Linked DNA regions of Homo sapiens: region 1 is linked to region 2. Evidence: chromatin contacts called from ENCODE Hi-C data. All regions are on one chromosome and are shown on one strand. The core of a region is the stretch at or near the end of the contact, and the rest is flanking DNA. Distances in the headings are between cores, read along the strand shown. Region 1 holds the start of LINC00426 (long intergenic non-protein coding RNA 426). Region 2 overlaps PAN3 (poly(A) specific ribonuclease subunit PAN3).

Evidence for each region. A loop is a pair of places that touch in the nucleus more often than their neighbours do. Pooled maps may share reads with other maps.
Region 1: a loop to region 2 is called in a map with no recorded cell type, with 9 times the contacts of the local background. The contact joins the promoter of LINC00426 here to the enhancer-like site in region 2. A Hi-C loop is called at or near these places in 2 of 37 single-sample maps with no recorded cell type and 2 of 50 pooled maps.

Annotation. Positions count from the first base shown.
Region 1 is chr13:30,371,281-30,377,807 of GRCh38, reverse strand. LINC00426 (long intergenic non-protein coding RNA 426) reads left to right here and starts at 3,894. Exons shown (of 5, transcript NR_024464.2): 1 at 3,894-4,025; 2 at 5,434-5,523. RefSeq lists enhancers at 596-655, 786-905.
Region 2 is chr13:28,266,818-28,273,373 of GRCh38, reverse strand. It overlaps PAN3 (poly(A) specific ribonuclease subunit PAN3), which reads right to left. Exons shown (of 19, transcript NM_175854.8): 10 at 6,498-6,556; 11 at 6,163-6,279; 12 at 5,973-6,074; 13 at 2,508-2,673; 14 at 1,303-1,393. Among named protein-coding and RNA genes, the nearest start is that of PAN3-AS1, 130 kb to the right of the region's middle. Within about 2 kb of position 4,518, at least 3 of the 41 ENCODE cell types and tissues checked have a DNase peak (open chromatin) inside an H3K27ac peak, as active enhancers do.

The DNA.
Region 1 (6,527 bases), core at 2,645-5,144, 2.1 Mb before region 2:
CTTTTGCCAAAAGGTTATCCTGACATTCTAGAGCAGTGATTGCTAAAGTGCCAAATCAATCCTTAGAGATTCAGGAAGAAAGTATTAGAACGTTAATTTATATTCATTTAAAAAAATCTCATCTTTTAGGTTTCTATTTATAATTTTTAAATGTTTAATAGAGTATATATAAAATTTAGAAATAAATATAACTATTGAGGGTGCATGTTCAAAATTGTTGCGAAGGCTAGATTATAAAAATAGTTGGGAGGTCACCATTCTTGGCTGGGTAAGGTGACCCTGTTCTTTTCTTCCCCCAGAATGACATGCTGCTTTGTCATTATTTATTGTCTTCCTTATGGACAACATGAGGACAGCGACTGTGATTCAGTCAGGATGAATCTGCAGACAGCAGGATCCACTCTAGTTATAGTAGAAATGGATTTATTAGAGGTGGATGACTTTCAGCAGAGGTCCCTAAACTTAAGGGCATAGCAGAATCACCTAGAAGGCTTGCTAAAGTCAAGCCTACCAGGTCCCGCCCCCAGAGTTTCTGATTCAGCAGGTCTGGGGTGGGGCCCAAGAATTTGCATTTCTAACAAGTTCCCAGGTGCTGCTGGTCCAGAGCCCACCCTTGGAGAACCACTGGGCTATAGAATGATGTCAAGGGCTGGAGAGGGAGGCTACAGAGTGGGTCTAGGTCCAGGTACAGTCTCAGAACCACACTGCAAAACTGGCTTAGTCAGGTAGCTGCTGTATCTGCTGCTTCCACTGTGAACTCAAAAACCACATTGCCTGTGCTGCAGGCCGGAAAGCTGCTGAACCAGGAAGCTGTGCTGATGCTGCTGACTGCCCCTGAGGTTAGAGATTGACTAGACATAGTGCCACTGTCATCCCTGCTGGAGAAGGTCCGAAGCACCTCCACCTCTGTGCTTCCAGAGGGGCACTGTGGTGGCCACTTAAAATGCTCAGGCTATACCATGCACTAGAGCATCTACCTGGGTAAGCTGCTATTATTATTATAATCGACCTGGAAGATTACTCTGGGGAAACCCTAGTGCAAGGGACTTTGGAGGAAGAGGTCTTTGGTGTTTCAGGCTTTGGTGCACAGGAAATCTTGCTAGGAGGTTGGAGTGGTTTTGTGTGAGGTGAGAGCAATGTCTGCTGCAGACTATTTTTCATGTTGGCTCCTGGTATGGTGCCTGAGCTCTAGGACTTGGCACATAGAAGGCCCTCTTCCTTTTCCTTCCTCAACCTGCTAGTCTCAGCCACTCCCCTGAGCACATACAGTATGCTGAAGTGTTTCAGTGTTTCAAGTGGGCTCTTGAGCATGCTAGGTATCCAGGGAGACCAGAATTCTTGCAGTGACAAGTCCGCTGGGGCTATTTCCATCTAGGAGTCAGTCTCACTTAGCTCACTGGGGATCTAGGTTACATGTGTTTTCCCAGAGTGACCTCCCCCTAACCCCCTTCCCTCCACATCCTTGTCTCCAGAGCCTGGAACCCTGGGATGCCACCTTGGTCTTGAGAATCTCAGGCTGAATCCATTTCTAGGAGGGAGACATGAGATTCTTCCACAAATGAGGTGGGGAGGGGTTGGAGGAAACTATTATTTCTAATACACCCTTCAGGCAACAGGTGCAAGCATAGAGAGTTCCAGCTTAAACTTTAGGATGGTATGACAGTGACAGGCATTTAGCAGAAAGTGCACTTCAGGGCTGGGCGCGGTGGCTCACGCCTGCAATCCCAGCACTTTGGGAGGCCGAGAAGGGTGGATCATGAGGTCAGGAGATTGAGACCATCCTGGCTAACACAGTGAAACCCCGTCTCTACTACAAATACAAAAATTAGCCAGGCATGGTGGCACACGCATGTAGTCCCAGCTACTCAGGAGGCTGAGGCAGGAGAATCGCTTGAACCTGGGAGGTGGAGGTTGCAGTGAGCCAAGATCATGCCACTGCACTCCAGCCTGGGCAACAGAGTGAGACTCCGTCTCAAAAAAAAAAAACAAAAAGTGCACTTCGGATTCTGAAGACTGGCCTTTATCCCACAGGCAAGGGATATGCTGTATGACACTCTCCTGATGCTGGGCATGGCTGTGAGCCAAAGCACCCAGGCAGCCCTGCCATCAGAAGGGTAAACCACGGACACCTGATGCCTTCCTGAAGGAAGAGCACTACGCCTGCCAAACCATCAAGCGTTGATGCTCCAGCGCCTTCTACCCGTGGTTCTCCAGCCTCAGCAGAAGAGAGAGAAATTGATGACCCTGTCGTTGTAGCATCCCCATCACCCAGCAATTAATTTTAGTTCAATGCTTCAAACGCTCTTCAGGCGCAGTGTGCGTTCAGCTGTGTCAGCTAATGGTGAGTACCCGGACAACCATTCTGTTTCACATTCAGTACAGTATTCAATAAATCACATGAGATACTCAACACTGTATTATAACATAGATAGGCCTGTGTTACATTATGTTGCCCACTGTAAGCTAATGTAAGTGTTCTGAGCACGTTTAAGGGAGGCGAGGCTGAGCTCTGATATTCGATAGGTTAGGTGTATTCAAAGCATTTTAGACTTTCAATATTTTCAATTTACAATGGCTTTTATAGGGATGTCACTCCACCGTAGGTCGAGGAGAATATGTAGTCAAGTTGCCTGGTCATGAGCACATTTTAGGTCAAGGTGTGTTTTACGCAGCTTCTAGGGTTTGCTCCTTCCTTTTGAGTTTGAGCCTGGGGGTGTGGGTTGAGGATAAAGAGTAGGTGTGGGCCAGGAGTGGTGGCTCACATCTGTAATCCCAGCACTTTGGGAGGCCGAGGTGGGAGGATCTCCTGAGCCCAGGGGTTCGAGATCAGTCTGGGGAAGGGACGAGACCTTGTCTCTACAAAATTAAAATAAAAATAAATAAATTAGCCAGGCCTGGTGGTGCATGCCTGTAGTCCCAGCTACTCAGGAGACTGAAGCAGGAGGATCACTTGAGCCCAGGACTTTGAGGCTGCAGTGAGCTATGATCACGCCACTGCACTCCAGCATGAGCAATAGAGTGAGACCCTGTCTGTATTGAGAGAGAGAGAGAGAGAGAGAGAGAGAGAGAGAGAGAGAGAGAGAGACACACACAGAGAGACAGACAGAGAGAGAACAAAGAGCAGGTGTGATCGGAGCTCAGGAAATCCTCCCTCTGGTAAGTAGTCTCAGCCTTCTATTGAGGCTGCCACCACAGTGCCATCCACAGCTTTTGCAGACCATGACATACGCAAACTGTTGTAAAATTTTGGCAGTGCTCATAGTCTCAGAGCCAAGCTTTGAAACAGAGAGGCAGCAGGAGACAGTGGGAGGAGGGTGGGATTAGAGACAGAAGGTCTCCGGGTTTGAATCTTTTCTCTCTATTGGCTGGTTGTGTGACTCTTGTCTCAGCTTCTTGGGCTGTACAAAGAGAAAACTAACACCTGCCTTAGAGACTTGTGATGATTTAATGTAGAGTGTGTGACATGTTATTGGATATTAGCAATTGCTGATATTTATAATGAAGAGCACTGGAAGCTGTCACAGTTCTCATAGTTTATTTTGCATTTGCTCCTCAGCATCCTCTGCTCATCTCAGTGTCTGTGTGGTCTTAGTGGGATGCTGACTATATTAATACTTGTAAACTTTACTCATTTTCCATCTCAAATGGGACAAGGGATAAAAATTATTTTTTATATTGTATATTTATTTAGTAAGTGAGCACTTTCCATTTTAGGCACTGGAGACACAGAAATGAAAGAGACAACGTGCCCTCAAGGATCTCACAGTGTGTGGTGAGGTGGACACACACACACATATCTAAGCACATGACAGTGAGAGGCACGTGGTCACGAGGTTGTGACGTGGAGCTGAGAGCTCAGAGGAAGGGCTTTGGATCAAGTGTGGTCAGACCACACTCGGCCATGAAAGTCTTTGAAGGTGGGGAAGGGGTGAAGATGGTGAGGGGATTCCACGGCTGGGAGAGGTACACTCCCTACACGTTCTAACCAACTGGCCGTGGGGAGGAAGCTGGAGGTCAGGACACAGGTAGGGCCTGGGTTTTTGCCTCATGTGACTGGGTGGATGGTCACAATTCGGCCATGCTGTCTTTGAACTCAACACCACCAAAATCATAGGATATTCCTAGTAATGTTGATTTCCACTAGATTACTTTTGTTACCAGAGTTTTAAGGGCAGAAGTCTTTGTCCCTTTTTTTCTCTAACAGGAAGCCATTCTGGGCCATTTATTTGCCGTTAACTTACACAGCCCACTGGAGAGTGGAGGGGTGTGAATGTGGGAGCCTGGGTGAGGGCTGCACCGGACTGTCACCAGGACAGTCCTCAATGCTGCCTGACTTAGCCACATTGCCAAAAACATACACCCATAGGTTATGAAATATTCAATACTGTATTGTATGGGAGAAATACAAAGAGGAGAAAGAACTGGGTTGAAAAGGTGGTCTGGTCAGGTATCTCAACCCACTGGCTTATAGACCAGGAACCACTCTAGACAATGCATGTAAGGAACAGAAATGGGAAACAAAAACATTTAAATTGTATTTTTCTCTGATTGCAATAAACTTGGAGGAAAGCTATTTTCTTACTTTGAGCTTTTCTTCCAATTATGATGAATGCAGAGATTAATTACAAAGGACCCGGATAAACTAAAACTCATCTACAGCATTTTTTTTTTTTTTGAGATGGAATCTCGCTCTGTTGCCCCGGCTGGAGTGCAGTGGCGCGATCTCGGCTCACTGCAAGCTCCGCCTCCCGGGTTCACGCCATTCTCCTGCCTCAGCCTCCTGAGTAGCTGGGACAACAGGCACCTGCCACCACGCCCAGCTAATCTTTTTTGTATTTTTAGTAGAGACGGGGTTTCACCTTGTTAGCCAGGATGGTCTCCATCTCCTGACCTCGTGATCTGCCTGCCTTGACCTCCCAAAGTGCTGGGATTACAGGCGTGAGCCACCGCGCCCGGCCTCTACAGCATATTTTAAAAGGCAAAAAGGTATTTTAAAATTCATGTTGGAAGACGTGGGCTCTAGCTGGGGCTGAGACAGATGATTCAACTATATTTTTTATTTTACTGCGCACTGAGGGTTGAAGCTGAAGAGCATGCATGCTTACCATTGTGTGTGCACATGTGTGTATGTGTGTCTTACACCAAAGACTGAAATCTCAAAAAAGCCCCAGGGAGCAGGTGTAACTATTATGCTACAAATGAACAGGTGTATTGTGGATCGCTGTTATATAGTTCTTTTCTTCAAACATACCTTCCTGATATAACGTTTTCTTCCTGAAAGCAAACAGTTTCTACTATTGGATTCTTGAGTGTATCATTAAGCTTCTCCAAACACAAATAACATCTACTATGCTTTAAAAGTAATGGCCCACACAGCTACTTATTTGTGTGACTGTTTATCTGTTTATACCTTTGCCTGTTTTTATCTTCAAGCAAATGGGGGATCTCAGAAGTCTTAATGAAGTAACTATCCCTGAACACTGGGATCAATACTCAGCATCCAGCTGTCAAATCAACACCAAGGTATGTACCGGGGAAAGGAAGGTTTTAGGTGAACTCCTAGCTGCATGTCTGGTTAACCTGCAACCACACAAAGCAGCTGGGGTAAAGGTGTGTCCCGATGCCTTGTGGTGTACTTGGAACTCCACAGCCAAAAGATTAGACGTTGTTTGCTCACTGTGTTCAAAACAAGAGGTGTAAAGGAAGTTCAGCAACAACCGAAAGATGACTCGTAATTTGTAACTGACTGGCTATGCTTGGCGAGCCTGGTGTATTTATAATCTTTCAAAGTCAAGCGCAAAGGCTCCTGAGCCTCATGCGTCACCCAACTGCAGCATTCCTGTTGATCACGCTGGCTGTCACCATAAAGCCTGAGCAAAAGTAAACTTTTCTGTCCCAAGGGTTTCCTTGTACTGAAAGAGCCACTGCTTGCGGCTTTTTACAGGATCACAACCAATGTCTGTTTCATGCGGCAGGTCCCTGGGGACTGTAATTGCAGAAGTATAACCTGGCGGTTATGTCACATGGCCCAAGAAACTGCCAGGAGACCAACATGCTTCCTGCCAGACGACCTTTTGCAGCTGAAGGCACTAGTGCCCCATCTGCGGTCGCTGTCTCTGTATGAACAATTCTCTGATATTCCCTGGGCAAAAAGAGGTGCTTGTTGACAACACTGAGTCAAAACTTGGAACCCTGAGCCCTCAGTCTGCCACCATATCATTTTCCTGTTAATGGAGTGTTAATTAACAAGGGTTTTCGTTTTTATGAAACGAACTGTTTTTAAGTAGGAGGATTTCCTACCTTTGAATCAACTCAGAGCTCATTTCCTACTAAAATGATAGGTGATATCAATATAAGGATGTGGAAGATTTGCCCAGTTTAAGCGTTGGGAATGGAGGCCTAGCTGCATGGCTGAGGGGATTTGGGCCATGCATGGCCTCACTGGTTGAGGACATGGATGCTGGAGATGCTTAGGTCTGGGCTTCTTTGTCTCTTTAGCCTCAGTATTCTCATCTGTAAAATGGGGT
Region 2 (6,556 bases), core at 3,269-5,768:
CACCTCAGCCTCTCAAAGTGCTGGGATTACAGGTGTGAGCCACCACACCTGGCCTAAAGCAACTGTTCTTAATGCTTGAAGATACGTTCTTATTCTTCGATACTTTATCATTTAAATCAGGAAATAAGAAACAGCAAAATAGCTAAGAAGCATCACGAGGCCTAAATCAACACTAATAAAATGAAGTCAGACAATAATCAAATACTAATAAAGTATAAGAAGTGAGTGGTATGTTCTGACTAAATAAAAAAATTACTTAGAAAATGGCAATCCAATAACAAACCTATGAAAACATTTCTAAAATTTCATGACTGGTAGTCAGACAAGTGTTCTAAAAGTAAAAATAATAGGTGTAATTAAAGGAGTGAAAAAGAAGGGTGTCATTTAATATAATCCATTCATCTGATTAGTCTTGTTTTAATCTATCTATGCTTAGGACACGTTTCCTAAATCACATAAATACATTTTCATTTTGAACAGTTAAGAGTCTCTGACGTTATCAGGAGGCCGGGCACAGTGGCTCATGCCTGTAATCCCAGCACTTTGGGAGGCCGAGGCAGGCGGATCACCTGAGGTCAGGAGTTCAAGACCAGCCTGACCAACATGGAGAAACCCTGTCTTTACTAAAAATACAAAATCAGCCAGGCATGGTGGTGCATGCCTGTAATCCCAGCTACTCGGGAGGCTGAGGCAGGAGAATCGCTTGAACCTGGGAGGCAGAGGTTGTGGTGAGTTGAGATCGCGCCATTGCACTCCAGTCTGGGCAACAAGAGTGAAACTCTGCCTCAAAAAAAAAAAAAAGAGTCTCTGACATTGTCATGAATTCTCTTTATTCCAACCCACAAGGGCTCTACACTAAGTACATCATAATGGTTAAGAAATACAGCCTGGGCAACATCGTGAGCCTCTATCTCTACAAAAAATAAAAATAAAAAAAATTTTAGCCAGACACAGTAGTGCACATCTGTAGTCCCAGCTACATGGGAGGCTGAGGCGAGACGATTGCTTGGGCCCAGTTCAAAAGCTGCAGTGAGCTGACAGCACCACTGCACTCTAGCCCAGGTGACAGAGCAAGACAGAAGCAAAAGAATAGAAAGGAAAAGAGAGAGAAAGAAATAGAGAGGGGAAAGGAAAGGAAGAAAAGAGAGGGAGGGGAGGGGGAGATACATGTTCAAAGTCTGCATAGACACCACCCCAAAATAAATTAAAATCTAGGCTTAAAACACTGAAATACTTTAAAATGAACAAAATTTGTCTTTAATAAAGGAAAACAAGTAAATATCCATGTTAATTCTTACTCACCTGGTACTGGGCCATTAATGCCAATGGATTATTATTTTGACTGTTATCAAATGTTAAAACATCAAAAACTCCAACACAATTTACTCGCAACCTTTAAGGACCAGATAATTTAAAGAAAATAATTAAAATAAGTTTTTAAAAAATTGCATACTCATGGAAAAGTAACATTTCCCAAAATATTAGGAAGGATCTCAGAATTGAGTTTAACTTCCATCCTACCCCACACCACCTCCACCAACCACCATTTTAGAAATGGTAAAATTAAGGCTCAGAGATATCAAGTGATATACCTACAGCTGTAAAAGTCAGAAACTGAGAAAGCCAGAACTATAACTCACATCTCTTGACTAACAGGTCAGTGTCCTTTTCACCATTCCAAGCTGTTTATTAGTCATTCATAAAAGAGAACTAGTTAGCTTTCTAACACTTGCAAAAGATGTACCAGACACTGTTCTAAGCATTTTACATGACTCATTCAAATCCCTCAATAACTTTATGAGGGGTACCTCATAAATAAGCAGAATGGAGTTAGTAGTACACTTGTCTAATAAGGTTGTCAAAACACAATTTGAAGAAGTAACTTGTTCAACGGCATATCGACAGTAAACTATCAAAGCCAGGATATGAACTTAAATAACTTGGTACCAGATCTTCAGCTCTTTATGTTATGCAGCCCAAGACAATCACAAAATTACAGCAACTCAAAACTCAGGTGAAGACAAGACTGATAACTGTACCAGTTGTTCTCAAAGCATGTGACTCAACAGCAGCAATGGCAACACCTAGAAACTTGTTAAATATGCAAATACTTAGGCCCCAATGCAGACTTATGAATGAAAATCTCTGGGGGTAGGGCCCAGCAAGCTGTGTTTTGTAAGTCCTCCAGGTGATTCTGATTCATGCTAGAATTTGTGAACCATGGTGCTACATAGAAAAGTTGTATTGATATTATTTTTATATTCCCCTAACCCTAACCACATATACTTCCCTAACCTTTCCCAAGATTTTTGGTTAATAACCAGGCATTTTATTCAGAGTTCAACTTTTTTTTTTTCTTTAAAAAGCTTACAAATGAATTCAAAGTTACAGAAGTTCTTCTGGATGGAATATATGAAAAGGCAGAATTAAAACAATCATGTTTTGTTTACTAAGCTGTCAAAGGTAAGACGCTCAATAAAAGAAACCAAAACTCAAAATGCTAGTACCTTGTTTTGCCAGTTATCAGAATCTTTGTTGGATCCATAACTCGACATGCCAAACCTGCTGTATGAATGGTACGCAATGCAGAACTTAGTTGGACAATATATGCCCAAATAAGAGATTCTGGCAATAATCCAGCATGCTGCCTGGGCAATGGTCCCTCGTGCTGACCTATACAGCAAAGAAATCCAAAAAATGACATCTTAAGTAATCAACTAAAAGACTAAAGCATTAACATCAAAATTAGCAAAGACAATTCATGTACACTCATGGCACAACATGTCAATTTATATATGTGTGTGTATGTATGTGTGTAATTTAAGTTTAGTCTATTGCCCAAAGATTCCTGTCCGAGATTATGCCTTTTATATTGATACCAGCAATAGGGCTCTCACTGAAATGCTCTTTTCTGTAACCACTTAATTATTGAATAAAAATTACTTAAAGTAAGAATTTATATGTAATTGTTAACCAAATAAATATAAAAACAGAAACCGTAGAGGTTTTTCTACTTAAAATGTGGCTGGCTAATCCTACCCTGTATTATTGTTTAGGCATGTGAGAGCTGTTCATTGTGTGGCTTGATGGAAATAAAAGTCTCTACCATCACTTATGTTGAATGTTTGTTTTCCTTATATCACTCAGGCCCCTCTACCACAAAGGTGGATTCTATCAACTCATTAAGTGGTTTTTGATAATATTTTCTAGGTCATTGTTAATATGTTGTAAATCAGTAGAAAAGGAGACATATAAATTTAATCAAGATTTTGTAATTATTCCAAGGAATATGACCTTATATTCTTTTCTTTGTAGAGACACTTTTGCTACATTGCCCAGGCTGATCTCCAACTCCTGGGCTCAAATGATCTACCTGCCTCAGCCTCCCTAAGTGCTGAGATTGCAAGCATGAGTCCCTACACCCTGCTGATCTTATATTCATATTGTTGTAAAACAACCTTTTGTGAATCAGTTATAAAAAGCAACATAATTAAATGGTTAATTATGTACTTATAATAAATAGCAAATATGTACTTATGGCTTGGAATAAAATTTCTGGTAAGCAGCACATACAAAATTAAAAATAATTATCTCTCAATTTGGACAGAACAGAAGATAATATACTCTGGAAATATGTGTAAGAAGGCTCAAAAAAATGGGACCGGTAACAAATGCCAAGACAATGTGAAAAATGACTATGAACTGTTTAAATGAAACTATTTAATTAATGTAGTAATAAGGAAACAAGAGTTTTTGCAGCAAACATATAGTGCTTACTGTGTGCCAGACTCTGTTCTAGTTGTTTTACTGATATAGACTCATTCTGAATCTCGTATCAACTCCACATGGTATGCTATTCTTCTCATTTTCTAAATCAATATATTTCTTATACTTTGCTTTTTTTTTTCACTTGTGCTAAGATAATAAATTACATAGTGTAAGAAAATGGTAGGCTTTTATGCATGTATGGTATGGTTAGGGAAGTTACGACTACTCAAACAATATTTTAAACTATTAGAAAAAAGGACTACTTCCTATGAAAATATAAACATTAATATATTAATCAGTGAACACCAAAAACAGAATAATTATGATTAAAAAATTACTGGAAAAGAATGCTATAAAAGAGTGGTTCTCAAAAGAAACCACTCCAGCATTTGGCAACATCTGGAGATATTTCTGGCATTACAATAGGGGTAGAGGGGGATTGCTACTGGCATTCAGTAGGCAGAAGCCAGGCCCTTCAGTCAGAAGAGGCCACTATAAACATTCTGAAATGCATAAGACAGCCCCCACAAAAACTTAAGCAGTTGAGAAACACAGTTATAAATTAAAGCCAACAGTCATTTCACAGGTGTTACTACCAAAATAAATTTGAGCAACAACTATAGTCATCTATAAGAATAGTTGTACCACATCCCCTTCCACAAAATTATGCATGTGTCTACAGATGACATAGCAAAAGGAAAAAAATGACCACATTCTATGACCAGATTTTAAATGTGAAACAGCCATGTAACCACAACTTTCTTTTTTCAACTGTCAGGATGCAAAAAAAAAGAAGTAACAAGTAAACAGAAGTAATATATTTTTGTCTATAATTAGAGTCTTGAAAGGAGTTGTAATCTGAAAGATACTAGAATATGGACTCAAATCTTTCTCCCCTCCTCTTTAATTTTCAAGTCAAGAAAATCTTAAGATTAAAAAGCATAATAACGTGATGCTGCTTTCTTGCCCCCATAGACTGAGACCTTCCCTAAATACATAAATTAATGAATAGACATCTCAAAATGGATTTACTTTTCTCTGAAATCATTTACCCTTTAACACACATTTGTTAGAATTCAAGTATTCTGGTTGTTTGCAAAATCTCAATGATAAAACAATTCTTTAAGTATATATTAGAAAGGGACAAAGAAGAAAATATTTCATGTTTAAGGAAAAGTTACTTAAAATTCTATTTTGAAACCTTAGATTAAGTAACATGGAATCCAACCTTCAAACAAAAGCATTTGTTTAGGGAAATAATTACATAAAGAACAATATAGTCATAATAGGAATCATTAAATTATATTCAGAGAATATAAAAACTATGGGGAAAATACCTATAATAAAGAAAAGATGTAATATGATATAAAAGGTTAAAACAAAAAACAATGCAAAAGGAGACAAAAACAAAACAAAGCAAGATTGAAAAGAAATGTACTAAAAGATTCACAATGGTTGTACTTAGGCAGGGAAGCCAGAGAGACTATTTCTAAGCTATTGAATTTTCCAAGTCACCTTTATTAAGAAAGCATCATATTTTTAAAAGAAAAACATTTTAAAGAGAAAAACAATTTTAACACATTTCCAGTTAAATATCTGATATCTATGTGAGTCTTCAAAAATCTATCTTATCTTAGTAAATATGCAAAAGACATTATTTCCTAACTTCTTGACCATCATCTCCATTTCTTTGACATATTTCTTTTTAAAATGTGATATGGTTTGGCTGCGTCCCCACCCAAATCTCATTTTGAATTGTAACTCCCATAATTCCCACAGTGTTGTGGGAGGGAGCTGGTGGGAGATAACTGAATCATGGGGGTAATTTCCCCCATACTGTTCTCGTGGTAGTGAATAGGTCTCATGAGATCTGACAGTTTTACAGGGGGAAACCCCTTTTACTTGGCTCTCATTCACTTCTCTTGTCTGCCGCCATGTGAGACATGCCTTTCACCTTCTGCCATGATTGTGAGACCTCCCAAGCCACATGGAACTGTAAGTTCATTAAACCTCTCTCTTTTGTAAATTGCCCAGTCTCGGGTATGTCTTTATCAGGAACATGAAAACAACTAGTACAAAATGTAATAGAGTCTTTAAACTAAATGATTACAGGGAAAAATTATACGTATTTTAAAATAGAAAACTACTCTTCCACAGAGCAAAAGCATTAGTCAAAATATAGTTTGCCTGCATCTTTTTCTTACCCCACTTTCTCTTGGTGAAGTAGGCATCAGCATTAGGGTCATTAAAGTGTCTGCTCATCATAGTTTCTCCTCCAGCATGGAAATCATATGCAAACACAAGAGCTTAAAATAAAACACAAACACTCATTACTGAAAGCTGGCTTCAAATAATGAAGCTCACCAGCAGAAAGACAAATTACAAGTTACTCACAGGGCTCAGCAAATGCTTTAGTGGTAAATACTTCACGCAAAGTTACGATATTTGAGTGTTGAATTTTCTTCCACATGTCGACCAACACCATGCACTTTGTGTTAACAAGACGAAAACCTGGAAGACAATTTTTCTACTCCAGTAAACTCTAATTGACGTCTCCTTCATATTCCATCAGAAATGGAAAAAAATTGCCATATTTATACATTGCTCATGAGGTACTAATTTCCAAATAAAAATTTTTAATTCATATATTAAATAATATATTCAAGAAGGTTTGAATAATCTTAGCCTCAATGATACGATTATAAAAGAAGATAACTTATCTTCCTTACCATGTATCCTCCGAAGGCAATATGGCAGATCATCTTTGCTGTTTACAGCTTTGTAGCAA